2 separate regions of the Mus musculus genome follow, and region 2 is linked to region 1. Evidence: chromatin loops called from intact Hi-C (ENCODE). Cell type or tissue: heart. All regions are shown on one strand. Links, peaks and the distances in the headings refer to the core of each region. The heading gives the core; the rest is flanking DNA.

Region 1 (4,386 bases), core at 270-4,269:
ATCTTGCTAGGCCTGGGGATCATAGAGTCTTGCTCCACAGTTTCAAAGTTGTGCTAAGACAAGGCAATGAGTGATAGGATTTGTCAGTTTTGTGAAGCTAAGAAGACAATGCCAAGCTTGCAGGAGAGACTCTAAAGTACTAGAGATGCCAGGACTATTGTACATACACCGAAGAAGGTTTGAGCATGGATTGGAGCCAACCCAGAAGGGACTCCATGTGAACCCCAGTCTTTAGGAGCCCAGTTGATTACACTAGAAGTCCCAGTTGCTGGACATGAATTGGGAGGATTTGGTGTTTGCCTGGCTGGGTTTTAGTTTACTTTTTTGTTGTGCTTGTCTCTTGCGACACCACAAGTCTTCCATTTTGGAATAGGAATATTTACTCTTGCCACTATATATTGGAAGTGTGTTAACTTTTTTCGGTTTTATAGGAGCTTACATTTCAGAGACTTTGGGCTTTTAAAGTGCTAGAGTTTAAAGTGCTAGAATGTATTACTATGCATAAACTGAATGCATCTACACTATGAGGTGGCCATGAGCTTACAGAGAGGAGTACAAGGAGTAAATATGAAGTGTTTCCATGTTGTGATGACAAGGGATAGAGTTGTGATGGTTAGTGTTGACTATTATCTTGTCAGGATCTAGAATCACATGGAAGATGGACCTCTGTGCATGCCTATGGTGGGTTATCTTCGATTGCATTAATTGAGTTGGCAAGAGATGTCCATTGTGAGTCATACCATTCCCTAAACAAGGACTCTATAAATGAAGAAAAAGACCTTAGCAGTAGCTGATGAGCTACCCTGTCTCCAACTTTGGCTTGAAAGCCAACTTATAGTAAAGACAAACTAGGTCCATTCCTGTTTATGATTTACTCTCTTTCTCTTTTTAAAATTATTTATTTTATGCATACGAGTACAATGTAGCTGCCTTCAGACACACCAAAAAGGGCATAAGACCATCAGACCTCATTAAGATGGTTGTGAACCACCATGTGGTCGCTGGGAATTGAACTCAGGACCTCTAGAAGAGCAAGTCAGTGCTCATAACTACTAAGCCATCTCTAAATCTCTTTCTCAAGGATTGGGCAATGTCTCTTCTGAAATTTTAGCTACAAATGGTTTTGTCCTGCCTGTTCCACAAGATGGCAACTATGTCTTTGTTCCAGATAACCATCTTGCAACCCAACCTTTGTTTCAAAAGTTGTTATGACCATATTGTTATGGCCACATTGTTATGAGCACCTTGTTATGACCGCCCTGCAATCATGTCTTTGTTTCAGGAGACCATTCTGACCACCTTGTTAGGCTCCTCTGTAACCGCCAAACCCAGCATCTGGAACCCCTCTACTCCTAATTATAAAAGCCCTTATTTTACTTTGTCCAAAGCTGATCTCTTGAAACCTACCTGTAGGGAGAGACAATCCATGCATACAAATAAAAAAGCTTACTTTAATTCATTTGGCCCTGATAATTTGGGTTGATGGTCTTTCTGCTCACATCTGGGGGATTAGTGGTAGCAAGCTTTCACTACTCTCTGTTCCTGATTATGTAGGCAATGAGACCTGATTGCTTCAAGCTCCTACTATCTTTAGTTACCCAAGGTGATGAACTGTAGTCTTCCAACCTTGACTTAGAGCAAAGCCTCCGTCCTTTAAGTTCCTTTTGTCAGGGTATTTAACACAGCCCCAGGAAAAGAAAGTAACACAAATACATTGGCAAGTAAGTTTACAAAAGAACAAATAAAGTGATGGCTACAATTTAACAAAACTAGGCAGCTGTGTCTTTAGTGATGCACAAAGGACCTGGCAGAAGCAGCCAGTGGCTTCCCTTAGCCTAGGCGTAGATAATTACAGCCTTACAGATGATGTTTCTGCAGTCCTTTCCCATGGGGTTTGCTCTGCAAAGGAATGTGTCATGCCATCAACCCCAGCTCTTTTCCAAGGATAAATGTTCCCCTGACGAAAAGAGTCCCCACCACCCTTCGTTTAGCTATCGGGAACAGTTCTGTTTATCCAAATCCTGTCTCTAAGTAGCCAACATGAAGGTGCCGGGTAATAACCCCTACTGTACTTAATCGCTTCCACATGGTCCTTCACTCCACCTAAGATTGTTTTAGCTGCTAATTTTCAAAGTCCCCCTCTACCCAGCCCCCCCCGGCCCACGCAGGACCTCAACTCTGCCATGTGCCCCACAGCTTTCCCCTTCCAGAAATCTCTCCGTGTGTCTATTCCACAGCCGCGCAGGGCTAGGCTAGGGTGGGAGGTGCTGGGAGTATGTTCTTAATTTTTCTCCCTGTAAGTCCTCTCTCTGCCAAAGCCCTTGGCCAGGATCCAGAAATGGCACATTTAATAATACCTAGTGTGTTCGGGTGATACTTCATAATTACATCGGTGCGGGTGAAATTGTTGCCTTGAGGATAATTCCTGACCATAATGTAAGTGGACAGCCTTGTGGCCCCCGCACGCCCCCTACTGGGAGATCAGAGAGTCAAGAAGGAAGAAGAGAGGAGCAGAAAGGAAGAAGAAAGGGATGTGAAGTCTACCCGCCTGCCTTTGGTAGGGGAAAGGAGACAAGTTTATTAAAGGGAAAGACTTTTAAGGCCCAAGGACAGGAGATGGGAGAGTAGATGGCACCATGGCTGGTACCTGGGTTTGTGATCCGTTCTTTGATTATTTCTTTACCCACTAATGGTCCTCACAGTGTGCTTTCTTTAAGGTACTCACCATCCGGGCTCAGACCTGAGACCCGAAGGGAATATAAAAGGAGAAGGGTCCAGGAAAGACTGTGCTACGTGAAGGGACAATGCCTGATAACAACGGCAGGGCCACTTGGTACTGTGGCATATGGCCAACTCCTTGGCCATAGCTTCAGAACATGTGCCAGCAGGGCCACCTAAGAAGCAGCTGCTCTTAAGTTTGGTTGAAACCGCTTGGGGACAAATGTTCTAATGGGCTTTAGTTGCCAGGCCTTTCAATAAGCCTTGCTGCTTGTCAGCAGCACACACTTCAGACGTGTGTCGCTGTAAGACCGCTTCTCCAAGTGGCTCTCATTCTAGATCCGAAGTACGGATGCGAGGTGCCAGGACACAGCTTTAGCCCCAGGAAACTGTCATCACCCACAGGAGACATCTCTCTATGGCCATTGCTCAAGAACCCATGCGCCCAAGACCACAGCAGAGCCCACAATGCAGACAACTTGGAGAATCAAGGCTACAAAGCTCCAGAGAGCACCTGCTGGTCACTCTTGGACTCTGCTCTGAGCTGGTGACAGCAGCTTTGTGCCTTATCATTTTCCTGGATTTCCAAACAATTCAGGGAGGATCATGATGGTTTCAGCCCAAAGGAACTTTAAAGTCCAAGATGTGATTTCTTCAGAACAAAAGACGTAAGGATGACATTATCGAGAACTCTGCCCCAGTCCCTGTGTTCAGATGCCAAGTCTCCAAACAAAGCAAAACAAAAACCGAAAAGGAGAATGAAAACAAGATGAGCTACTGCGAGCCAACATGGTGGGTCCTAGATGAGCTACTGTGAGCCAACATGGCAGGTCCTGGCAACCATTCAACCAAGATGAGCTACTGTGAGCCAACATGGTGGTTCCTGACAGCCATTCAACTTGACTTCATTATTGCCACCTTCCTTCTTGGGTCACTGAGGCTCCAGAGAGTAAATACTTGCAGCAAGTGGCTGACAGAGACATTTATCTCTTTCTAACTCTGATTAGGAGGCTGAGAAGTCCAAGAACAGGGTGTCATTGGACTCCTGTGCAGAGAGAACCCCTTCTCATTGCTACTTTATCGTCACACATGTCTCCTATGGTGGACCACTCCAGAGAGCCTTCCAGAACCTGACTTAAATTTTTTTATTAAATATTCTTTGAGATTAGAATATAATTACATCATTTCCCTCTCCCCTTTCCTTCCTTCAAACATTCTATACACCCCTTTGATTCTCTTTCAAATTCAAGGCCCTTTTTTCTTTAATTGCTGTTTCATATATGTGTGTGCATGCATGTATATACTTACATGTATGTGTATGTACACACACACACACACACACACACACATTTTCCTGATCTTGCCAAGTCTACCAGAACAAAAATTCCTTGCAGCTCACTGAATCCCGAGCGTCTAGCCTTAAAGCCCACTGATGAATAAGTAAATCAGTGCATTAGAAACTGATTAGTTAGCTGGGCACAGCAGTTCATGCCTGCAATCCCAGCCCTTAAGAAGCTGGGGCAGGAAACATGCTATGAGTTTGAGGCTGCACTGAACTACATAGTTTCTAGACTAGCCTATGCTACAGAGCAAGGCTTTGTCTCAGCAAACAACAGCAACAGTAATTTAAATTAATTGGATCAAAAGCATCAGAAAATAAGTTCTGAA
Region 2 (4,386 bases), core at 273-4,272, 94 kb before region 1:
GCCGTGGTGAAGCAATGGAAAAGTCCTTTCCAATTTTCATGTATGGGCACCTCACTGTGTGGGAAAACCCAGAGCTTTCCCAAGGTGAGAAATGAAAGGCAGGGTACAAAGCTATACTCTGTTCCTGCTCACCTAAACTGTTAGGGCTGGAAGAAGCCAGGGCATTCTCCTGGTCCACAGTTCCGAAACTCTGAAGCCAAGGCTTCTGGGAGCGGCTCTAGGACAACAGCATTTTAAACACCCTTTGTTCTAGAATTTTCTCCCGGGCATATACTATCAGAGAAGGGGAGATTAGAGTTTAAAGTATGAGAGATCTGCTGACCTGAAAACTAGGGAGTAGGCGCAGACTGCCTTGGCTGACACTGTGCTGTAGTGTGGTCTACAGGGACATTCTCCATCTCAATGCGATGGACATCCATCAGTGGGATCAAGACTCAGAGGCCTCCCTTCCCAGCTGGACCTTAGGAGTCAGAAATACACAACTACTAACATTCCTTACCCAACATGATAGCTGTGCCCATAGCTTAGCCCCAGAGGGCAAAGCATAGTTGTGACCACGGGGGGGGGGGGGGGACGACGACGACGACTACGACATCTAAGTCAACAATGCTGACTGGACATAGGTTAGTTCTTCCTAGAATGGATTGATGAAGACCTCCAAAGCCACCAGAGGTGGATTCACTTGCACTCATTCCCAGCAGGGTAACAGAGGATAGACCCACATCCTTCTATTTGGGAGAACTGTACACAGGTGAGTGAGGGGTGAGTGGGTTAAATCTTGAGACTACGTTAAAGTAGAGGGCAAAGGCTGTTTATCTACCAACATGAATATTTCCAGTGAAGACGCGAACTTGGAAAGAATTTGAACTCAGAAAGAGGATCTGGTCTGGGGAGAGTACCAGGACCCTCTAGCAAGCAGTTCCAGCCCTGACTGCCACTGAATTGAGACACAGTTGCCTAGTCTCCTGCCCTCTGTGCTGGCTGAAGAATGTGATTCCTTAGCTCCTCGGGGAGGAGAGCACTGCGGGCTGTTTCTTGATTAACCCTTGGCCATCCACAGTCTTGCTCCGCATGGACTTTCTCCCTTACCCAAATGTGCCTGTTTGGTTTGGGCATCTTTCATCAGCCTAGGAAGGACAGGCATGTTGACCGCCTGCTGCAGCTGCTTCCCGCAGTAGAGTCACAGCATCAGCGTGTGTATGATTGCTTTAAGAAGGGATCCCCGCATCTTTGCAAGTTCCGGAGCTTTTACTCGGAAAGGAGAAATTGGGTCTATTGAGTGGAAAGCAAGACTCCCCAGAGCTTTATAAACCAGCCGCCTGGGCCAGCGGCATCTCCCACTGTGTTGGGCTTTGCAACTAGGAGTGGCGACCCATTTGCCACCCAGTACCGCAACACACTGCATCCTCTGCTGCCCCTCCACCCACTATGAAGAACACAGAATGAGGTGATCCAGAGAACTTCTCCGGCTGCTTGTGCGGTCTCCTCTCTACTCTAGATCCCACCCCTAGCTCTCTGAATGTAAGGGGAGTATTTGGAACACTCAAGCAATTCCCAGGAAGTGAGTAGTGGGTGTGTGTGGTCAGGGGTGGGGGAGGCTAGAGGACGACTTAGTTATTCTTTCTTGCCTGGCTTCTGCCTTATGCGGGAGGGGGTGACACACCTTTGGTTTTTGACCTCTGAATTAGCATGTGTATCTTGAGTTGGTATCCACCCACCCAGTACTGCTGGTATTTTTAGTGCTTTGGCTTTCTAATCCACAAACGCGTCTGTGTGTGTGTGTGTGTGTGTGTGTGTGTGTGTGTGTAAGTTTGTGCACATATGTGTTGTCTGCAGAGCTGAGACTTGAGTAGGGTCTTAAAAACATCGTTTAAAAACGTCAACTGTCCTTGGGAGCTAATACCCACATGATCAGTGCTCTTCTCCGCAGTGAGCCCCTTTCCCGTTCTACCTTCGGTCACCTGGAACACAGCCACAAACACCACCTTCTCTTAGTCTTTGCAAAAGCCCAGACTCCCCGGGAATTTAAAAGAGCTCCCTAAATTCAGCCTGCCCATCCGAGCAGCTGGGAAGCAGCTAAGATTAAAACCGTGGAGCGAAGGGCTGCTGGTCTGTTGCGTTGTTCCTTGGAACTAGGAAAAGAAGTAGAAAAAAGTCTTCACAACTGCATCAATTTGCAAGTATTATGAAGAGTCCTTTTTTTTTTTTTTAAACAAACCGACTCACTCTAATTACAGCGTCCAACTCCGACTCCACCCACCCCGCACTTCTAACTACTCTCTCCCTTTTGCTTTTGCCTCCTTCGAAAGTACTTGCTTAGTTTTTGGTTTTGCTTTTTAAGGGGTGTTGACCTGGGTCTAGTTCTAGTAAACCGATCCTTCTGGCCGGCGCGGCGATTGGTTAACTGCGCGGCTGACTGACGCGGTGTGGAGAGCGGCTCCCGGCAGCGCGGAGCTGATTGGCTGCGCGCGGGGAGATCCAGGGCTCGGCCACCCGCACACCGCGCATTCGAGCTGCAGCGTCGCAAGTAGGTGCAGCAGCCCGCAGCCCGCCGCGCCTCTGCGAGCCGGGACAGCACTCGGCCCCGCGCGCTCCCCGCCCCGCGCCAGCCCCGCCGCGGCGACCTGCTGCAGCGGAGGACCCCATCGATCGGAGACCCGGGGAGCAGCGCGCAGCCGCCGAGCCGGACGGGGCCCGGCACTGCGCCTTTGTCCCCGGAGGCTCCGGGAAGTTTGCAGCGGGACGCGCGCGTGAAGGCAGCGTGGGCAGCCCCGACGTCGCCGAGCAACATGGGCGTCGGGCGCAGCGCGCGGGGTCGCGGCGGGGCCGCCTCGGGAGTGCTGCTGGCGTTGGCCGCCGCTCTGCTGGCCGCGGGTTCGGCCAGCGAGTACGACTACGTGAGCTTCCAGTCCGACATCGGCTCGTATCAGAGCGGGCGCTTCTACACCAAGCCCCCGCAGTGCGTGGACATCCCGGTGGACCTGAGGCTGTGCCACAACGTGGGCTACAAGAAGATGGTGCTGCCCAACCTGCTGGAGCACGAGACCATGGCAGAGGTGAAGCAGCAGGCCAGCAGCTGGGTGCCGCTGCTCAACAAGAACTGCCACATGGGCACCCAGGTCTTCCTCTGTTCGCTCTTCGCGCCCGTCTGTCTGGACCGGCCCATCTACCCGTGTCGCTGGCTCTGCGAGGCCGTGCGCGACTCGTGCGAGCCGGTCATGCAGTTCTTCGGCTTCTACTGGCCCGAGATGCTCAAATGTGACAAGTTCCCCGAGGGCGACGTCTGCATCGCCATGACCCCGCCCAATACCACGGAAGCCTCTAAGCCCCAAGGTAAGGGTATGCCTTCCCACGCCCGCGAACCCCCGCGCCCATCCGCACTGGCCCAGGGCTGTAGAGGGGGAAAGCTCAGGAGCCGCGCACCGCAACCCGCAAGGTGTGCAGACCCGATCCCTAAAGCTTCTGGGAGGCCCAGGCATCGCTTGGCGCTTCTCCCGCTCCAGGTACTCCCTGATGGCTGGTGAGCCTCGGCCGTGGGGGGGGGGGGGTTGGGGGGGGCGAGGGGAGACCTGGAGCTGCTCTTCCTAAGCTCCAGTCTGGCGTTTTCCATACCTGAAAGAAAGCAAAGCTTAGGTTTTAAATAAAAGGACGTCTATCTCTTCAGAGAGAGTGCGGTGTCCTGTTCCAAAACTGTTAACATCCGAGACAGACACTGCTCCCTTGGAAAACCACTCGCTCAAACTACAACAACAAACAAACAACCCCAAACGTAAGACGGAGGGATTTATTTTCATAAGTTTGTAATTTTTTTCTCTAAAAACAAAACCATCAACAAGAAATCCTCTTTGCTCAGCTTATCTTCCAGTCGTGTTGCAGATCTGGAAGAGGAAAGAAGTTTAGAAAGCGCAACTTCTCTTTCTTCCCCTCTAAATTCAGGCAGCAACCTTGAGTTTAGCAAACCAAGGGGGATGCAAAAACCTCTGGTGCCCCAGCCTTGCTTACCCCCTGCTTCTCTCCTTCACACAAATCCTTGGGTAATTAGAAAGATAAAAATGTAATTAGCTCATTGTTTATCTCCTCCTGGAAGGGTGAGGACCTGCAAATTGGGTGCTGCAAATACTGAACCCTGGGGGGCCCGAATTTCTCTTGGGAACCCTGTATTTAAAGGGAAATTTTCATGTGAGAGGGAAAAAGAAAATCTGGAGACTCAAACAAAATCAAACTAGAAACACACACAGAACTCATAGCTGCACCACAGCATGCTGGTGGTATGAATCCTGACTGTGTTCATTCCTGTGAGGCGAGCCTTAGGAGTATATAACATATATTCTTGTCCAGTGGCCCTTGTCACAGAAGTGGGCACCTCCTGGCCATTTCTGAAGGGGA

What was found. A loop is a pair of places that touch in the nucleus more often than their neighbours do. Peaks named below come from ENCODE experiments on the same cell type or tissue, not always from the same donor. Only the 100,000 strongest peaks of a DNase experiment are listed, where the experiment ranks them.
Region 2: it touches region 1 in a loop (1.9-fold over the local background); 3 of 42 quality-filtered maps call a loop at or near these places.

What each region holds. Positions count from the first base shown.
Region 1 is chr8:23,502,565-23,506,950 of GRCm38, forward strand. No RefSeq gene overlaps it. Among named protein-coding and RNA genes, the nearest start is that of 4930413E20Rik, 30 kb to the right of the region's middle. In heart, for the core only: a CTCF peak has its summit at 2,475 (motif pointing left); a DNase peak (open chromatin) is centred at 2,427.
Region 2 is chr8:23,408,996-23,413,381 of GRCm38, forward strand. Sfrp1 (secreted frizzled-related protein 1) reads left to right here and starts at 2,507. Exons shown (of 3, transcript NM_013834.3): 1 at 2,507-3,333. The coding sequence starts at 2,790. In heart, for the core only: no CTCF peak of the experiment used is centred there; DNase peaks (open chromatin) are centred at 2,416, 3,156 and 3,276; H3K4me3 peaks cover 3,334 bases; H3K27ac peaks cover 2,644 bases; H3K27me3 peaks cover 800 bases.